Regions from separate parts of the Homo sapiens genome. Here region 1 is linked to region 2. A link is a loop called in an ENCODE intact Hi-C map of the cell type or tissue named here. Cell type or tissue: heart right ventricle. All regions are shown on one strand. Each heading gives the region's core, and the rest is flanking DNA. Links, peaks and the distances in the headings are about the cores only. Region 1 overlaps CPVL (carboxypeptidase vitellogenic like). Region 2 overlaps CPVL (carboxypeptidase vitellogenic like).

Region 1 (10,636 bases), core at 769-8,768, 55 kb before region 2:
AGGCAGTGCAGTCGCTGGCAAGCTGAGCTTTCTCTTGGGTATTGCTAATCCATATTGCTCTCCTCTCCTACATTGATTTCAGTAGCAAGTATAATTTTTTTGCAGCAGCAGACAGAGAGATTCAGGTGCCTCAAATTTGTTTCTTATTGGAAGCAACTATGCCTGCCATGCCACTTGCAAAACTTCCTTTTTAAAAATATGATAGCTGCTTGTCAACAGTGAGGAATGTTCTTTCTTCCTAGAATACAATTTTTTGTATGTGTCAAACTGATGTTTATCATAGGAAAAACAACACTGAGGTAACTCTTTTCATTAATCCTAAAGCAATTTTCAATTTGCTTGAAAAAATAATTCAGATAATTCCCAATTCTGATAAAGTTGTAGAACTAATGGGGACAGTATAAAATGGCTCTTCTTTTCAGAAAATCAGTAGCCAATTTTCTGCCCCCAAACTTAAAAATGTTGAAATTCCTTGTCCCAGTAATTTCAACTTGTAGAATATATTCTAGGAAAACAGGTCCAAAGAAATTTTAAAAAATTATATATATTCATTGAGTCTTATAATGAAAAACTCAAACACAATCCAGAAGTCCTATAATTGAGTAGGTAAATGCACAACAGTATAAGAATTCTATAGGATATTATAAGACCATTTAAAATGTTTCATTGAACCATGATGCAATGTGGGAAATACTTATCACATAATGTTAAGTATGAAAGCAGAAAGTCAAGTATAATGTATATCACAACTATAACTATAAAAATCAATGTACATATTCACATATATGGAATACAAAGTTTGAAAAATGTTAATATTTAGATGGTGGAAATCTGAGTAATATACTCTCCTTTTTTTCTACTCTTACGCTACTTTTATGCAACTAACATATTAATTATCATAAAGTATTGCCACTCCACCTCCAACAAAGAGGTCGGCCTCAACTCCATGCTACTTTTGATCTATTTGAAGGCTCTGATTTGGCCCGAGTGGAGACCTTTGGTTGAATCCTCAAATTGGATATAAAATATTTCACTGCATAAGTTTCCGTCTTTCCCTTTACGGTGCGGGTTCTTAAAAGGCTCAAACATAATTAAAAAGCCCAGGACTTTTACACACTCCAAATCCTCAAGCAGCAGTGGGACAGCAGTCAGACTAAGATGAAAGAGCCCTGGGCCCCCACTGCAGGAACACGGGGCCTTTCATGTTACTCAGTCACCATCACCACCCCCACTCTCCTAAGAAGAAACCCACAGGAAAATCCTGATAGATTTAAAGCCTGTTAAAAAAATTCAACTGAACTCCAGTAATAAAATATTTGCATTGTTTATATAGAGAAATTACCTCAAAGACCTTGAGTACTCATGGCCTCTGCAAAACCTCCTATAGTTGTTTTGGCCAACAGTATGGAAACAATTATATATGATTAGTACCAGTGAACAAGACTTAATTACTTCACCATTCTACGAAGACCTGATTATAGCTGATTAGCAAAGATCATCAAGCATAAAGTGATTCTTCTTCTAGAATTCAGTGTAAAAGATGCTGATCAATCAGCAAATTCATAGTGCATCCATTTAATTTTACTCTCCATGGCCACTACAGGCAGCTTGCATCTCTCATGTGTCTCCCACAGCTTTCTTTACTGACAATCATTACTATATTTTGAAATCAATGTGATGTTTTTTTCATCCTTAAGGGACAATAGCAAAGTCCCCATGTTACAGCAAAAACACATTTATATGTACAGCATTATATTACATGTTGAACTGACATGGAATGAGGACCATCCCTGAGTTGTTAGTCAAGACTTATCTTGTTAGTCAAGACTTATCATAACAAGAGCACCAACTCTCTGGACCAAGAAACAGCAAAGAGCTGAATTGCACAATCTCGCACAGGCAATGTGTAGAAGGTCTACTTTTGGGTACAAATGGAAATCCTTCCTTTGCAAAGCAAGGAAACCATTTTGTATTTCTGAAGGGCACATAAGTCAAATGCAACAAAAAAGAAATCAGAATAACGATCATGAGAAGTGATTTCAAAGGCAGGCCAGCATTAAATATAAGAATTCCAGAGCTCTTATTTGCACCTAAATGTCACATTTACTCTCATGAGCCCCTATAGGAATATCCCAGTTAGGTGCCTCTAGGCTGGGTGAGTGGATGAGATAGCCTAGGACCCAGTGGCTGAGCATGAGAAGCAGGTGGGCACGGCATAGGGGTGGTCCTGAAGCCCAAGGGCACACGCTGGCTACCCACATCCTGATAGAAAAGTTCCAGGGAGGAACTTAGCTCTGACAAGGACAGGTTGGCCAAATATGTCTACACACTCATCCCACTTCTCCCCCGGTAGGGTGACCAACTGTCCCAGTTTGCCCTGGACAGGAGTTGCCCAGCAAGACATGCAGTGCTAAAACTGGGACACTCTGGAGCAAACTTACCCCTAAGGCTTGCTGGTATTTTAAGCAACAAGGTCTAAAGACAGAAGGGAGGAGACAGAGATGAATGCAGCTTTTAGCTACACTTCCCTTGTCAATAGTGATTGGAACAAAACAAGGAACAAGGAAAGAGCTGGTTGGAGTTGGTCTCCAGCGACGTACTAGGCAGTGCCCTGAACATGCATTTCCTCACTTTCCTTTCTGGTCAGCTGTAGGCCTCTGGTAAGGGAGCAAAGCCACTGCTTTTAGAGACTTCTTTTACTCCTTAGAGGGCTGGCTGCTTAGCTTAGTGAAACTGATGGTTATGCAATGTCACAGAAAAATGCTTATCTTATGAAAAAAATCAATGAAAAACTGAGACTTCACTTGTTTGTACTCTAATTATCACATATTTAAAAATGCTTCAAACCTGGGGAAAGAACAAATCAAAATACAGTTATTTGAGCTATGGTTGATTTATTTTAGATTGGCTATCTTCTAGGTTTCTGTTTTGTTTTGTTTTTGGCAAATGTGGTTACAATCCTTTTTTTAAATTTTTTTTAAGAGACAGTCTCACTATGTTCCCCTAAGCTGGAGTGCAATGGCACAATCTTGGCTCACTGCAACCTCCAACTGCTGGACTCAAGCCATCCTCCCATCTCAGCCTCCCGAGTAGCTGGGACTACAGGTGCATGCCACTACACCCAGCTAATTTTTTTGTATATTTTGTAGAGACGGGGTTTCGCCATGTTGCCCAGGCTGGTCTTGAACTCCTGGGCTCAAGCAATCTGCCCACCTCAGCTTCCTTCCCAAAATGCTGGGATTACAGGTATGATCCACCGCACCTGGCCATAGAATGCTTTTTATTTATTGATTTATTTTTCTTCAACTTTTAAGTTCAGGGGTATATGTGCAGGTTTGTTACATAGGTCAATGTGTGCCATGGTGGTTTGCTGTACAGATCATCTCATCACCTAGGTATTAAGCCCAGCATCCATTACCTCCCTCCCCCTGCACCCTCCTGACAGGCCCCAGTATGTGTTGTTCCCCCCATGTGTCCATGTGTTCTCATCGTTTTTTACAAAATAATTCTTTAAAAAGTTTAATTAATTAATTAATTTAGAGACCAGGTTATGAGACTGGCTATTTTTCGTATTTTTGGTAGAGACAGGGTATCACCATGTTGCCAAGGCTGCTCTCAAACTTCTGGGCTCAAGTGATCTACCTGCCTCCTTAAAGTGCTGGGATTACAGGCATGAGCCACTGCACCCAGCCTAGAATGCTTTTATAATGGAAAAAAAAAAAAAAAAGAACAATAATGCTATGAGGTTGGATACCTCAGTTTGGCAAAAGATGAGTCTTTTGGAGAAATAATTTGTAAGAATTCAAATACTACCATACCAGCTCTCATTTTTTTTTTCATGACAACTAGGTAAAAAGCTTAATTTTAATTCATAGACAGTCTTTAAAAACTCATTCCAGAATTCAAGCCTTTCCAAGAGACGGCATTTGGTGACTTGGACCACAAGCATCTTTTTCTTCCTCTTTGTCAAAAGGCAGAGATGAGAAAAGCATCTTTATTATTATTAATTCTTTCTTGCTTTTCAACCTGCTTTCATGTGCATAGAGCTTTATTCTTGTACTGCTTCACAAGGTCAGGAACAGAAGTGTTCCACTGTCCGCCTCCACTTTACTGTTATGGAAACTGTGATACTGTGAGGCAACAGAATGAGTCCTAGATCCCGACTTCCACCCTTCTACCTAAAATTTTTCCTTAAGAAAAGAGCTAAAGTTCCTTCAAACCAACAAGCATTTATTGACTCCCTGCAGCTAACCATTTAGTGCTACCAAAAGCTGCTGGAAACTGAGAGTTAGTTGCATATGAGACACAGTTCACATCTCCGGTTCAGAAACAATCTTGCTCTGTTTGTCTGGCCCTGGTGACATCTCTTAGTCACCTCTCACTTTGGCTCTATGGACAGGATGTGTGTGAGGGCATTACTCACAGTTGGTGGGGAGTGGCCTTGCTAAACCGCTGTGAAATACCAGCAGTGCCTTAAAAACAGGAGCTCCCGAGTGCGTGCTACATCCCCAGGCCTTGCACAGTGCCTGGTACCCCATAAAACCGATGGACAATTACAGGGTATGGATTCTGCTCTTTAATGGTTTCATGTGGTGCTGTATAGTGACCATCTGCTGCTTTTGCATGCCCAGGTCCACTCTCCCTTCTCCTGGAAACTGTACTTTGTGGGTCACCCACACCTTCAGTGGATACAGCCCTGGTGGGAGTTGTCAATCACAGTGTCCTGCCTCCTCTGGCAAAGGATAAGCACATTACCTAAGTAAAGGCACTCAAATGCTCTTTCCCTGGAATTGGAATCATGGGCAGAGGACACAGAGTTCATTGATAAGTCTACTCATTAGTTTTGCTTCCTAGATCCCTAGAATTTTCCCCAATCTGCTGTTCTTTCTTCACCCCACTTCTTCAGTTTTTCCATGAATTCTAAGACCTATCCTGTCTTCCAATCAATTCCATTCATGCTTCAAGTAAGCAGAGTTATTTCTGTCACTGAAACCATGAAATCCAAACTCATACACCTTCGGACCAGTGCAGTGCATGCCAACACACCATAACTGGAACTCGTAGACATGTGGGTGAACTTCCAAGAGCTTCAGCCCCTTTTCTGGACATGAGGATGCGACGAACTATACAGAATTGTAACGAGAACTAATGAGACCATGTACACAAAGTTCCCAGCACAGTGCCTGACACAGAATAAGAGGTCAGTGAGTATTAGGTCCTCCTCCTTCTCAAGCAAGTTGATCATCTGATAATGATTGGAGAGACTCGACACAGCACTTCTTCTAAATAAACCTTCAGAATATAGGGATGGTCTTTCTGTGTCAAATACTTGGTTGTCAATCTCACTCTTTCAGAAAAAGGCCGACTGTAGGAAGAAATCCAGCCAGGATAAACCTGAACTCTATATATATTCAAGCTCTCGAAATAATAACACACCCTTGACTACTAATTTTGCATGCATTGGCCACTGCATCTCAGTCTTTTCTTGAAAGTTAGAGCCATAAATTCATGTATTACTCTTTTAAAGGAACTTCTAATTCTGAAGCCTGGAATTCAAAATCACATGGAATTCCCCCACACTTAAATGCTAGAAAAGTGTGGTAAAGACTATGGCTTTTAAAAGGAAGTTTTTGAGTAATAATAAGACTCTCTTGTTGTTTTTCTTATTATGTTCCAGGAACTGTGCTAAGCATTTTACAGCATTCTCAGAAGGCAGGTGTTATTTATCCCATTTTAGGCACAAGGAGGCAGAGGTGTAAGGAGGTAAGTCAGTGTACCATGATCCCCCAACAGGTGACTGAAATTCAAGTTCAGATCGACCTGAGCCCAAACTGTGTGCTTCTAAGTGCTCTTCCACATTGCCTCACTACTGTCTAAGGTCACTAACCTCCATAAGAACACATTGAACAGGTGCTTTATTCTATATTTGTAATTCCACAAGCAAGTGGCAAACCTAAAGTGTGACTCTTTGACATTAAGGATATATGTTTATAGTTATGTGCATAAACTCTATGGCTGGGTTTGAATCTGACCCCTGCCACTAACTGGCAGTATTATCTTAATTGAGTTAGCCCATCTAGAGCTCAGTTTCTTCATCTGCACAATGGGTATAAGAAAAGTGGCCAGGCGTGGTGGCTCACACCTATAATCCCAGCACTTTGGGAGGCCGAGGTGGGCGGATCACAAGGTCAGGAGATGGAGACCATCCTGGCTAACACGGTGAAACCCCGTCTCTACTAAAATAAATACAAAAAAAAAAAATTAGCCGGGCATGGTGGTGGGCGCCTGTAGTCCCAGCTACTTGGGAGGCTGAGGCAGGAGAATGGAGTGAACCTGGGAGGCGGAGCTTGCAGTGAGCTGCGATCGCACCACTGCACTCCAGCCTGGGTGACAGAGTGAGACTCCATCTCAAAAAAAAAAAAAAAAAAAAGAAAAGAAAAGAAAAGCACATATGAATCGGGAGTATTTATGAAACATGATGCATGTGAAGCATGATAAAGTACACAACGGTACAACAATTTCCAAATGAAATGTTACCTATGGATTAGAATTGTGACTTAGGATGGAGGAGTTAGAACTCCATAAATAACTGCACCAGGCACGCCACTGACTGGACAGAACTAACAGCAGAAGCTTATAAAAGTAGCCGACACTTTCAGACAGAAGTCTTGACCTCTGGCCCTGCCTCAGCCCCGCAAGACCTGTGCTCACTGAGTGATCTTGGATATGTCATCTACTCACTCTGAGCTTTAATTTTCTCCTCTAAATAGTGGAAATAGCTACATCCCACAGCTGTCAGGAGGGCAAATAGGATACCAAACCTAAAGATTTCCTATAACTTGAAGAGCAGGTTTTACCAATGTTTTTATTGCTCTTTATCAAAGATAAACTAAAAAATAAATTCCTATACTGGAGTGCAGAGGTCTTAAGTTGGCTGTGTGAGGCTTGCATTCAGCATGCAGATGTATTTGGTTAGTCCAAATGGTGTTGTTGTAACTGTTTTTCCATTTAGATGCCAGTGTTATGGACCAAATGTTTGTATCCTCCCAAAACTCAAATGTGGAAAACCTAACAGCCAAAGTGATGGTGTTAGGAGATGGGGCCTTTGGAGGGTGATTAGGGGATAAGAGCAGAGCCCTCATGAATGGAATTAGTGCCCCTACAAAAGAGACCTCAGAGAGCTCTCTATTACTCTTTCCACCATGTGAGGATACAAAAAGAGGTCAGTAGTCTGCAACCCAGGAGATCCTCACCAGAACTGATCATGCTGGTAATCTCATCTCAGATTTCCAGCTTCCAGAACTGTAAGAAACAATTTTTTCTTGTTTTTAAGCCCTTAGTCTATGTTACTATGTTACAGCAGCCTGAACTAAGACAGTCAGCATTTAAATATTCGGAGATCTGACCAGGCTGGGCCTGTATTTCCTCTCAGCCACAATGAGCTAACACTTTGCGGAGCTGTAACCCTGAGGCACACCCCCACCCCTGCCCTGGTATCCTCACACACACAGGCACAGGGTGGTTGTCATTTATTCAATGCTTATGCTACTGTTTTTCTTAGAAGAGAAAAATATTCTCTGTATCCATACCTCTGTCATGGGTAAAAAAGATCAGTAGGTCTCAATCCAACACTATCCATTTATTTCACTTCCTTCCTGGATTTGCAGGTGGTTAAGTGTTCCCTCCATCTGAAATGGAAGGGAAGTGGCCTTTTGTCTGAGTTGGAGAAGAGGGCATGCTCACTTGTGTATGTAGTGTGTTTTGTTTGTTTTTTAGTTTACTCATATGAGATCTCTGCCTATTCAACAGACACGTTTATGGAGAGACTAAGGACTAAGTACCATGGGAACAGGTATGGAAAGCTGTGACCCCTGTCTTTCAAATGCTTCAGATTTTTTTTTAACTTTTCAAAGCAGTGAATACTCAGAAAAGGAAAGGGAAATTTATGCTTTCATTCTTTAAGTTTTCCTTAGAAGAGGGGCCAAGAAAAGTCAGTTTCACTTAAACCTTTCTAAAATGCTAGTCCTTTTAACAATTCAAATCATAAATTGAATTTCAGGTTCTAGATGCACATAAATCAGCAGTTTATTCATGAGTTTAACTATCTCAGCAAGAAAACCTTCTCCTAGTAAAGACCTAATGAACAGAATCAGATGAGAATTAACCCTTATTTTAAATAGAGTATGCCTCTGAGGGGTAAATAATTTAAGGCAGATATAAAGCAACCATTTTAGCCAAAGATACCTGCAGAAGAGTACGTTTACAGACACCTAGAAAGATTCCACACTCTATAAGCACAGATTTTCACTTAAAATTTAAGTCAGGCAGTGCCATGATGATAATCAGAGGTGAAAAAAGAACTCTGTGCTTTTAATACAGCCTGAGAGATTAGAGACAGAAATGTATATAAGTGTGCATTTTAGTTTATTTTCATTGTTGCTAGCATGAAAGGCTAAGACTGAAAATAAATCATGTGAGGTCCACTTACTGTTCTAAACTTTAACCATTTTTTGTTGTGGTTAAAAAAAAAAAGCACACATGTTACTGACAGAGAACACAAAACTTTTCTCTTTATTCCCTGCTTACAGCTCTTACTTATTAGGAAAATTACAGAAATACCAGAGAAGGAGGCTTTGGTATCTCAGCACAACAGGAAAGCAAATTGTGCTTTTGTGAGAAGGATGGATTTTTGTTGTTGCATTTTTAGACGAAAGATTTATGCTTATATTCTGGTCCATTTACAATATATCATAATACTTTGCAGACAAAGTTATGCTTTTTTCCCAATGATCTAGTGACCTTAATCTCTAACATTCTGTGGTTTCCTGTTTGGGGAAATGATTGAACAGCAGCCTAAGCTATTCCAGGCTGCACAGCATTCCCAGTTGGCCTCTATCTGTCTTAGTTTTGAATGTTCTCCTGTTCACTAATCCAAAAAAAAAATTCTTTTTTAAGGGAATTTTCCCTACAGATGCTAAATCAATGAAACTCCTGCAAATCAGCCCTCCAAACTTCCTCTTCTGGCTGCTTTACTTATCATTCTTCTATTACAAACTCTAATGTGGCCAGGAGTTCTTTTGGACTGAAGCAATTAGCATGTCCCACCAGTGCCTTCCCCCTAAGCAGAAAAGAATTAATTTCACTATTATCCAGCTCAACAAACAATAATTCCCATGGGTTTCCCAAAAGCTCAGCTGCAGAAGAAAACTTTAATTCAGCTGAGGAGTATAACATTTAAGAAATGTCCCTGACTGGGGGCAGACTTGTTATCTGTCCATGGATAATGCGTTGACCTCAGCTGTCCATCACTCTCACTGTTGGCCATACTTCTTCCTGGTAATTGTGCAGAGTCTTAGGGATGTAATACTCAGGAGGCCTGAGTCCCCAAGGCCTGCTTGAAGAAGACTGGTAGAAAAATTGAATGAAACAGTAGTCATTTCTGCAACCAAGTTGTTCTTAAAAAGAGACATATTTTGCTTTCACGTTTTAAGGAAAAGGGAAGACAAGAGAGTAAGTGAACTTAGAATAAACAGCCCCATGTGCCTCCCATCCCCCTACCAGCTGGTTTTGTCAAGATGAATAAAGAAGAATGGAAGTGGAACAGCAAGTTTGAGTCAGTGTCCAGCGATTATATAAATAATGTCTTTTGGCCAAAAAAAATTATTCCTGCTTTCTTGCACCTTAACTCTAAATTATTTTGCTGCTTTTAGTGGGGAACAACAAAGCCAACTTGAAAAGGATCCAGAAAGCCATCATTCTGATGCAATGATCTTTGGAAAAAAGCTCCCTACCTAGAACAGCACACTTAAACGACTTTTAAGAATGATCCAGAATAATTCTTGTCCTCTTGCTTGAATATAAAAGTCCTGGGGCCCCTTCTAGTCAGTCCTTTACTCTGCTTCTTGTTTCAGGGTCTGCTCTCATGGCTGCTTTCTGATCCCCTTGCCTCTCAAGAATCTCCTCTGACCATGATCAATAACTGGATTTTTTTTTTTTTTTTTTTTTTTGAGACAGGGTCTTGCTCTGTCACCCAGGCTGGAGTGCAGTGGTGCGATCTCGGCTCACTGCGACTTCTGCCTCCCGGGTTTACACCTGGCTAATTTTTGTATTTTTTGGTAGAGACAAGGTTTCACCATGTTTCCCAGGCTGGTCTTGAACACCGGACCTCAAGTGATCCACCCGCCTTGGCCTCCCAAAGTGCTGGGATTACAGGCATGAGCCACCGCGCCTGGCCCAATAACTGAATTTTAATAAACTGACTGTCCCAGGAGCAAGCTCACCCACTCCCACAGACAAATCTCTCCAGAGGAGGAATGTACCCCTGCCTGTCAGAAGGTCAGCTTCAAGGTCACACCTAAGGGTCATCTCCAAAGACTGCAATGTGCTTGACAAAGTTATTACCCTACTAGGAGGTGGGTCAAGGAGCCAATTTCTTTCTTTCTCCACATCATTAAATATATTTAATTAACAAACACACATTTGCATACAACCCAACCAATAAGAAACGGCCCTGCAAGAGCAAAGAAAAAAATGCTTTAATTTATAGACAGTTAAATCTATGGTATCGACCTACATTCTTCAATAAAGTGTATTATAAGCACTTAAAATGTGGCTAGTCAAAATTGTTATGTGCATC
Region 2 (10,636 bases), core at 774-8,773:
CCAGCACTTTGGGAGGCCGAGGCGGGCAGATCATGAGGTCAGGAGTTCAAGACCAGCCTGGCCAACATGGTGAAACCCCATCTCTACTAAAAATACAAAAATTAGCCGTGCATGGTGGCAGGCGCCTGTAATCTCAGCTACTCAGGAGGCTGAGGCAGGAGAATTGCTTGAACCCAGGAGGCGCAGGTTGCAGTGAGCCGAGATCACGCCACTGCACTCCAGCCCTTGGCAACAAGAGCAAAACTCCAACTAAAAAAAAATATATATATATATGAAGGGCATTTTGATAATTGGGAGAATTTTGAATAAAGGCTGAATCAATATTGATATGTATGTGTACATGTATATACATATATAGATTTTAAATGAACAAACTACACTCATAATATATGTCAGTTCTGGTGATGTTTGAAGCACACAAGGAAACGTGACTTCTACTTACCTCCCCAGTGACATAAAAGTCATTATTTTTATATTCAGGAAATATCTGGAAAAACTGAATTAGTGCACTGCAAAAAGAAGAACAAGAACAACACAAATTAATCAGAAAAATGATTCAGGATCTCTTCATGCTAGGATATCAAATCTAACTCTTTGGCAATAGGTTTCACACTTGAAATAAGATACCACTCTGCTATGAGCTCCTGTAGGACATTTTATTTACACAATACATGTGGGCTTACTTTGTGATAATAAGAAGTTTGGACAAGTGGACATCAATACTCTGGGCATGTTTCCAAATTACTGATATACCAGTTTGGATCATCTAACTGTTGAGGGCACCTTGAGCAAATAATACAGGTTTCACATGTTACGTAGCAATTCTTGGAGGTAGTTCTGCAAACTTTATGATCCCATTAGCCCGGGTTTGTGGTGAAGTAAGGGAAGTCTTAGTTGCTTACCAACCCCCACTGTGGGGGACTCTGAACATTTCTGATGGAGCTCCAAGAATGCCACATTTTAATAACCAAAGAACAGAAAAACTGTAAGATGACTATAATTTAAAAGAAAAACAGCAAATGGTCACAGATATTGAAATAAATGTACAGTAGGCTCTGGGCTAAAAAAAAGAAAAACACATTTACTAAAGAATGCTAACAGCCGGCCAGGGCGGTGGCTCATGCCTATAATACCAGGACTTTGGGAGGCTAAGGTGGGCGGATAACGAGGTCAGGAGTTCGAGACCAGCCTAGCCAACATAGTGAAACCCCATCTCTACTAAAAATACAAAAATTAGCCAGGCATGGTGGTGCGCGCCTGTAGTCCCAGCTACTCAGGAGGCTGAGACAGAAGAATCACTTCAACCAGGGAGGCTGAGGTTGCAGTGAGCTGAGATTGCGCCATTGCACTCCAGCCTGGGCAACAGAGTAAGACTCTGTCTCAAAAAAAAAAAAAAAAAAAAAGAATGCCAATAGCCACTTCAGTGATGAAATAGATTTTAACAGACTCAAGGAGTGATTTCATAATAAGCAAGAAGACAGTGGATTTTTAAATGATTCTTTACCTGAACAAAATATTTCAAAAAAAGGAAAACAAAAACTTGTGAAACTCAGTAGCTCTATGAGTGTTTTGACCCAGACTGCAGTGCCTGCGAAGCTAGGGGAGGTTGTTGGCCCAGTTTCCTGCTGAGAGACTAAAAGCCATGAACCATCCAGGAAGATGAAAGGCAAGGAGGCTCTGAAAACCCAGGAGGATGGCGAAGTTCAAGGGTTACAAAGAGGCAAAATTGGGTCATTACAATCACCATGATCCTAGCTATATTTAATTTTCAAAGGCTGCATAAAAATTCACCATGAAACACTACTGTAGAGTTTCGGTGTATTTCTGTATTCATTATTTATAGTGGCCTTTGTAGCAACTAAATCTGAGAAGCTGCATTTTATAGCTTCTATGTTTGTGCTGGCAATAAGCTGGCTTTAGAGTGCAGATAAAAATAGGCATTCATTCTCCACCCTTCCCTCTCCAACCTTCAGGCTAAAATCTACTTCCTTTTCTCTCTTCCTGCTTGTTGGAATGGCAGGAGATAATTTAGCATAGTAAATCTCAATTAAGCCTTTGGCTTTAGCTTAAAGCTTATTTCCTTGTAGTATTTGCTGGAGAGTCATTAGGGTTGCTGGATTTAGCAAATGAAAACATAAGACATGGCTTAATTTTGAATTTCAGATAACAAATAATGGCTTAGTATAAGTATGTCCCAAATATTGCATGGAATATACTTACATTAAAATTTTATTTGTTGTTTACCTGAAATTCAAATTTAACTGGGTATTTTGTGTTTTATCTGATAATCTTGGTCAGAGATAATCTCCCAGGTTACTTCTATCTCGAAAATGGCAGGATTCTCCAGCTCAAGTTCCACTTGAGGAAGTTATCATCGAGTTTCAATTTCAGTTTTTATTTCACAGCCAAAAAACTGGCTATTTTTTTTTAAGCAAGCACTTAGTAGCGTGGTAGCACTCCTGTTTCTTAAAAGAGAGTGAAGAATGAAAAAAGTAAATTTAGTAAATTAGATTTACATATGCCATTTGCTCATTTAACTGTATTTTAGTCAAGAACTCTTCTTATTACATGGTGAGCATTTTCTAGAAAATAGAATCTAGAATCAAGCCCACATGAAATTACAAATTTTAGAAGCAGATCTGCTAAACATATATATAATACATAAGTGGCCGGGCGCGGTGGCTCACACCTGTGGGAGGCCGAGGCGGGCAGATCACGAGGTCAAGAGATTGAGACCATTCTGGCCAACGTGGTGAAACCCCGTTTCTACTAAAAATACAAAAATTATCTGGGTGTGGTGGTGGGCGCCTGTAGTCCCAGCTACTCAGGAGGCTGAGGCAGGAGAATTGCTTGAACCTGGGAGGCAGAGGTGGCAGTGAGCCGAGATCACGCCACTGCACTCCAGCCTGGCGACATAGTGAGACTCCGTCTCAATAATAATAATAATACATAAGCATGTGTGTTCACAAGTGCACACTCCATGCATTTATTCAGGTACAAGAGCTACATGGCACAAGAAGCATGCTTCTTCTTGGTGATTCCATTTGGCCACCTTGCTGGCATTGTGCTAAGGACTTGTCTCATAAACAGAATTTTAGTTAAGGGCTCTCTGCTCGCAGAAAGGTACCTTAAAGGACCAAAAAGAGAAACAGATTGCAAGGAAGAATGACTAGGAGAAAATTATTCCTCAGATAAGTTTTTAAACAGAGATTGGGTGGATGCAGGGCAGAAAAGGTGAGTGGACATGATCATGCATTGTAGACCCAAAGACAGCACTGGAATCTGGTCAGTTCTAATAGAGTCAGAAGCATAATCATAAACACAAGCAACATTCAGGATAATCGAGTTTCAGATAATCTAAGCAAAAGTTCCATGCCAAAAAAGCCAAGCAAAGTGTACCTACAGTCACTGGCAGTGGACTTGAGGTAAGAGGTGGGACTCAACTACAAAGGTAGGGCTTGGACACTGGATCAAATTGAGGACTAGCTAAGACAGGGCCTGGGCGGAAGCAGCTTTCCATAAGACATGCCTATCAGTGGGCCATGTCAGTTTACCATTGTGATGGCAACACCCAGGCGTTACCACCCCTTTCCATGGCAATGACCCAAAGACTCAAAAGCTACCATCCATTCCCTAGAAAATTCTGCATGAACCAACCCTTAATCTGCATGTAATTAAAAGTGGGTTTAAATACAACTGCAAAATTGCCCTAAGCTGCTACTCGGACTAGGCAGTAGCCCTGCAGGAGCAGACACGGAGTTGTAACACTGCCCCTTCAATAAAGCTATTTTCTTCTACCTCCATCTCACCATTGAATTCTTTTTTTTTTTTTTTAATTGAGATGGAGTTTCGCTCTTGTTGCCCAGGCTGCAGTGCAGTGGTGTGATCTCGGCTCACCACAACCTCTGCCTCCCAGGTTCAAGTGATTCTCCTGCCTCAGCCTCCCAAGTAGCTGGGATTACAGGCATGCACCACCAAGCCCAGCTAATTTTTCTATTTTTAGTAGAGATGGGGTTTCTCCATGTTGGTCAGGCTGGTCTGGAACTCCTGACCTCAGGTGATCTGCCTGCCTCGGCCTCCCAAAGTGCTGGGATTACAGGTGTGAGCCACCACACCTGGCCACCCTTGAATTCTTTCCTGGGCAAATCCAAAACCCCTCACAGGCTAAGCCCCACTTTGGGGCTCATCTGCCTTGCACTGGACCGATACAAGCTCAGCAACAGGAATCCTGGCAGTGCTGCTCTGTTGGAACCCGTGAAGGGAGCCTCTTCTGCATTCACTCTACATCTAGCAAGGCTGAGCCATGATCCTCTCCACCTGGCACAGGACACAGAGTTTTCTCATTTAATATAGGAAGCCTGCTTCCTAGCTGCATTGCTATGAAGCTTTGTTTAGCAACACTACATATCATTTCCCATTGCAAACCAACATGTAGGAGAAAACTATAGCAGCACTTCCATTTGGCTGCTAAGAAAATAACTATAGGTCCACCACTAGACTGAGCACCAGGAGGGCAGGGGGTTTGAGGACTGCTTACTACTGTCTCACCAGCACCAAGAACAGCAGCTGGCACATAATAGGCAATTGGTAAACAATGGCAGAAGGAGATTGGCACCAGCTAGTGTACTCCAAATCAAAGTTAATACATTTCATAATTTGTTTTAAACCAGAGAGGCATTGTGACTAAATAGCATATTCCAAATAAGAAAAGTGGGAGAGTATTTTAACATCTTGTTCGTGAAAAAGTTTTATTTCCAAACACAAAAGCAGCAAAACTGTGAACGGTAAATGTCTCCTTACAGCCATGCACTATTAATAGTCAAAAAGAATGAGATTTTCTGAAAAAAGAAAGTTGGTTTTCAAAGGGAGAAAATGAAAGCTCCACTCTTTAAACCTGTAGTAGCCCATTTGCAGGTTTTGAAGCGACCCTCTTATTCCAAACACCCATCTGGAGAGCTGGAGAGAAGAATGTGGTCACAAAGGGAAATGAATAGTGTAAACTATAAAGGAAACAGCTGAAATCAGTTTTCTGCACCACCCTTGATTAGCTATTTTCCAGTTCTAAGAGCCCGAAGCAAAAAGAACTACAACAGCTATAAACAATAGATGCTTTGAAATAGGTTCCCTTTACATGTCAGGAAAGAGGAGATGGACCACATGTCAGCAGTCGACATCCCCATATGGAGGGGCAACTGGAAGCTGTAACTGTCTTTGGGGGAGGGGAAGGAAAGACAGAAACGGCTTGGCAGTGATGCTCTGTCTTAGAGGGGGCCCGATGCATCTCTTCAATACAGAACCTCTGCCCTCAGGGTGTTTGCTAGTTAACCACTGAGCTTGTTTGGATTTAAACCAAAGAGGGATGGGAGGTGGGGGCGGGGAGTAGGTTTCTAATCTGAAGAAAGAGAGCACACAGTGCCAAGAGAGCCCTGGCCCTGGCTCTGAAGAAGCCTGTGAGGAGGACTGCCGTCCGTTACGTCTGTGGAGGGAAGGGGAGGAGGTGCTGGGGGGAACACCCCGTCAGCATCTTGGCAAATATGTCCCTAGGACCCCACTGTATGTGGAAGCAGAAGTGTGGGGCCCTGGGCATCCCCCTAGAAACTGAATAGAAGTGATCGAATCATGGAACATGTGAAAAACAAACAAAAGTGGAGAAGACAACAGCCATATTCTTTTCTGGGTGGGCAGAGGGAGAGATCTTTGGGAAAGGGGCTTGGAAGTAGTTCTTTCTTCTCTCCCCCCGGCCACCTATCTGCCTCAGAGAGAAAGAAAAGTAAAACGGAAAGCTTTTGTCAGAGATCAGCAAACTCTGACTCCTATTAGATGCACTTTCGCTTTGAGGATTGGTAGTAATTAACAGAGTGCTTGGTGGAGGTGTGGGGTAGGGAGCTAGTTAACTCCTTCTGGCCACTAGGGTTCTTTTAGTAAATTATTATAATACATAAAGCGGTGCCCTAGTGACCAGAAAGAATCTAGGACTTGGTCTCTAGTAATAATTTGTAGACTGGAAAAATCTGACCAAATAAGAAAGGTCACTTGCTTTTTTTTAAAAATGCTAAAAATAGCAATGATTAATATGAGTGAAAAAAGGGAGAAATTATATGGACACTGTTTGGCCAGACTTACAACTTTACATTTTTCCTTTTTTTTTTTTTTTTAAGCAAAACAAAACTTTCATAAGAAGAAGAGAGAATACTAGAGACTAACAAGCTAAGTTTTCAGCCTGGAAAAGTCATGAAATAGAAGCAAAAAGTAAAAAATTGCATCCAAAAGCCACGAAAAGAAGAATCCTGAGAAACAAACAAATATCTGAAAAGATGTTGTCTCCCTGCAAATGCAAAGTTAAATACAAATTTGGAAAACAAGTAGAAACCTTTCAGATGTCTGGTTGAAAGGTTTAAAAAATAATCTTTAATTGAAAAATTCTGCTCTGTGTGTGTGGATGTGAAAATATCCTTAAATTATCTTCAGGAATTGGACTATAAGGCTCAGTCAATAAAAATTCCAACACTAGAATAATTTTCCTATTGAGATAGAAAAATGTTTGGTCTTAGGAAAGCCAAGAGAAAGCAGGAGCATTTTACCTGTATAAATCCCGTGCTACATCGTCCTCATTGACTGCATATCCGTGGGTATCATCAGTAAAACTGAAGCCTGTGCCCACCTGCAGGAGAAATAAACACGCAGGTATAAACACAGAGAAACACATGCCTTAGGGACCTGCAGAGAGGTCCCACACTGGAAGGTGACCTTGTTCCAAAGGCCAAGCTCAGACTTCAGATTTTTGCCGTTGCCCCCCTATGCCTTTAGCCCTCCTCCCAGGAGGATGCTAGGTGCCACCTATTCTCTCCACCCCCTAAAGCCCAAATAAAACAGCAACACAGAGCTTTGCCCTGGGGTCAGTGGCTGAGCTGTCCTGTGCCTCAGTGGAGACCCTGCCAGATGTTGATTTAAGGAAGAAGGATTCATCTTTTCCATCCCCTGCTACAGTATCAAAAGATCCAAAGTTGTCTCCTCTCTGAAACCTGGAGAGTGCATGGCTCTGTCCTGCCAAGAAGAAACTCTTGGTTGGCGCAGTGGCTCACTTCTGTAATCCCAGCACTTTGGGAGGCTGAGGCGGGCGGAACACCTGAGGTCAGGAGTTTGAGACCAGCCTGGCGAAACCCCGTTTCTACTAAAAATACGAAAATTAGCCGGGCATGATGGCGGGCACCTGTAATCCCAGCTACTCAGGAGGCTGAGGCATAAGAATCACCTGAGCCCAGGAGGCGGAGATTGCAGTGAGCTGAGATCATGCCACTGCATTCCAGCCTGGGTGACCAAGCGAGACTCCGTCTCCAAAAAAAAAAAAAAAAAAAAAGAAAGAAACTCTTTAGGCTGAAGAAAAAGGTAGTTGTACATTGTCTTCCTCTTCTTCTTCTTCCTCCTCCTCCTCCCCCTTCTTGTCTTTATTTGCAAGAAATATGGCCATTAAGCCATTTCATCTTCAGTAGGTAAGGAGTTTTAACATAATTAAGACTAATTTTAAACTAATATTTTCTTATTAGAACCTAGAAGTTCACAGACAACTGAACTGCAAATTCAAAAGAAACTGAACTGCAAATTCAAAAGAAGAAGCTACTATTTTTATGTCAACAATTTGCATAAGGAATGCACTCCCTATCTGGTATAAAGATTTTTGTGTTTTTGTTTTCCAAACACCCAAGGATGTTTAATTCATCTTTTACTTAAATACACAGTTATGGATGAGGAAAATGGAAGGCTGACAAAACAAGGTGGGGGAAAGAGCATGTTGACATTTTTTTCCGCTTTTATTTGTGTTCTTTTGGACCATCTGAAAAGTGAGAGAAGTTAAAGATTTTAGTTAAGAGGGCAAAGATACTCCAAATCTGTAGAAGCTGACCCTAAGTTTCTCTCCTATTTTGCACCTTAATAGAACCAATATCAGAAGACCTCCCCAAGGAGAGTATCACTTTTTGTCCAGAGATGAAGCATGTTGCTTGTCTTAACAAGTGAAGGAGGCCAAGAGCAGTAGCTCATGCCTATAATCCCAGCACTTTGGGAGGCTGAGGTGGGCGGATCACTTGAGGTCAGGAGTTCAAGACCAGCCTGGCCAACATGGTGAAATCCCATCTCTACTAAAAATACAAAAGTTAGCCAGGCATGGTGGCGCAAGTCTGTAATCCCAGCTATTCAGGAGGCTGAGGCAGGAGAATTGCTTCAACCTGGGAAGTGGAGGTTGCAGTGAGCTGAGATGGTGCAACTGCACTCCAGTCTGGGTGACAGAGTGAGATTCATCTCAAAAAAATAAAAATTAAAAAAAAAAAGTGGAGACCCATTTTGACTTTTTATATCTATAACTCTATGTGAAAGATTAGACGATTGTGAAAGATTACAAGTTCTGACACTATATAATAACCTGTGATATAAGGAACCCAAACTGTTAGTGAAAAGAAATGAATTCCTCCTCCTGGGTTACCTAATTCAGTGAACAGGACATCTCATAGGATTAAAAATAAGGAAATGGGCCAGGCGTGGTGGCTCACACCTGTAATCCTATCATTTTGGGAGGCCAAGGCAGGTGGATCACCTAAGGTCAGGAGTTTGAGACCAGACTGGCTAACATGGTGAACACCCCCCACCCCACGCTCCCATCTCTACTAAAAATACAAAAATCAGCCAGGTGTGGTGGCACACGCCTGTAATCCCAGCTACTTGGGAGGCTGAGGCAGGAGAACCAGGTTGAACCGGGGAGGCGGAGGTTGCAGTGAGCTGCCAGCCTGGGCGACAGAGCGAGACTCCATCTCAATAGAAAAAAAAAAAATGAGGAAATGAGAGAAGGCAGCAAGGAAAATTGCCAAACTCCGATATGATTATACATGTTAACAGAAAAACTAAATCTCAAAATGGTTTTAATTTTACAGATTAAATTCTATTTTCAAAAGGAAAAACGAAATCTATTTTTTAAATGTACTTAATAAAAAGGAAAAAATAAAAGACAGGAGACGCCAGCACTGACAGCTCACAGGGTCATCCCGGACTTACTGGATTGTCAATGTAAAGCATGGAGAGCGTTGTGGTCCAGGGGAAGTCTCTGTCACGCACTGTGAAAACAAAGAAGAGGGGTGAGATAGAGTCGTGGACAAGCATTCCACCGAGGCCTCATGGTGGTCAGAAGCCCAACACACCCCACGGTCCTCATGAGCTGTTGGCGTACCCTCTAACAGTGCTGCACACTCTCATGGTGGGGAACAGGCACCTGCACCTTTACCCTCCCCACTCCTCTCCTTTACTTTCCCCCAGCCCAGAGTGTTTCTACACCTGAGATAAAGCTTGGAAACAAAACCCAGCAAAAGCTTGGAACAAAGCTGGTTCATGAAAAAACACCCACCAACCACCTCTGCAATAATATCCATATGTCCAATTAAATCAATCATCCTTAATGCTCCATCTCTTGAACAGAACTACTTCAACAAAACTGGCACATAAGCCTTTATACTGAGTCACAAACTGGCTCACACTCCAAATTCTGACCCAGGGGAAGTAAACAAAATTAAAAAAAAAAAAAAACAAAATGAGATGAAGGTAAACTTAGTGACAGCCAGATGTTGCTCTTTCTTTATCCTTCCTCCGCCTCAGCCCCCACCGGGAATAGCGTCTTGCTTCCAAGTTATCAGATAATGAGTGTGACTGAACCATAAAGTGTTTAGTTCATGTGAGTAATTAAGAATATAATTCCACCCATTAGTCCACTGCAAAGAGCTGTCCCAAATAGTAATAAATACCAACTGTTTTGCAAACCCAGAATGCTTGAGTCAGCAGCAGACTGCAAGAAAGCGGATTAGAACTTTTCACCCAAATTTCAAGGGAGAAAGCAGCCCAGTCAGGACACTCACCCCGAGGCTCCTCCTTCTCGGATGGATATTGCCAGAAAGTTGTGTTTTGATAATCTGGAACGGTTAAGCTATTCATAGTGGTTCAGTGTTTACTCTAAATTAGTTTTGGAGCAGGTATGAGGCTCAGATGAAAGATTCTATAGGAAATACAGTGCAAGGGATACTTACAGGTCATGTTACTTGTGACAACATAAGGCCCATGTTCCACAAAGAGTCCAAACATGGATGAACCTCCCGGCCCACCCTGTAGCCAGAGAACTACTGGGGCATCTTCTGGCTGTATCTAGAGGAAACAGTAAAACCAGTGACCACACAGAACACTCACTTAAGGCTACAGAACACACACAAGCAAACTTACCCAAATCCTCTCTGTGTTACAGGGCTGTGACTAAATCCTACAAAACCTCCCCAGACCTCAGTAACCACTCTCCACTATGAGCAAAGTACTGATCATCTTTGGTTCTTTGAATGAGGCTGTGCCTCATATGCTGGTGTCTTCTTATCATGCAGTCAAGTCTTTTCCCAACAAGAGACAGAAAGCTCCTTAAATGTAGATGCTTGGCTTGTGCATGCTGCCAGACATCTAGCATACTGCCTGGGGCATGGTTATATATTTTTAGCTGTTTAAACTAAAATTTGGGACTCTTCCATTTAACACACATATTCCCAACAGAGGCACAACAAAGAATCCATTCTCAGTGACACCTTCCCTTCTGCACTGAGAGCCCAAACGCCTTTCTGAT

The links. A loop is a pair of places that touch in the nucleus more often than their neighbours do. Peaks named below come from ENCODE experiments on the same cell type or tissue, not always from the same donor. Only the 100,000 strongest peaks of a DNase experiment are listed, where the experiment ranks them.
Region 1: it touches region 2 in a loop (2.1-fold over the local background); 16 of 110 quality-filtered maps call a loop at or near these places.

The regions. Positions count from the first base shown.
Region 1 is chr7:29,031,143-29,041,778 of GRCh38, forward strand. All of the region lies in intron 11 of CPVL (carboxypeptidase vitellogenic like), which reads right to left. Among named protein-coding and RNA genes, the nearest start is that of CPVL-AS1, 44 kb to the right of the region's middle. In heart right ventricle, for the core only: no CTCF peak of the experiment used is centred there; no DNase peak of the experiment used is centred there; H3K27ac peaks cover 302 bases.
Region 2 is chr7:29,086,042-29,096,677 of GRCh38, forward strand. It overlaps CPVL (carboxypeptidase vitellogenic like), which reads right to left. Exons shown (of 13, transcript NM_031311.5): 4 at 10,062-10,176; 5 at 9,043-9,101; 6 at 6,582-6,661; 7 at 443-509. Among named protein-coding and RNA genes, the nearest start is that of CPVL-AS1, 11 kb to the left of the region's middle. In heart right ventricle, for the core only: no CTCF peak of the experiment used is centred there; a DNase peak (open chromatin) is centred at 5,372; H3K4me3 peaks cover 2,355 bases; H3K27ac peaks cover 3,571 bases.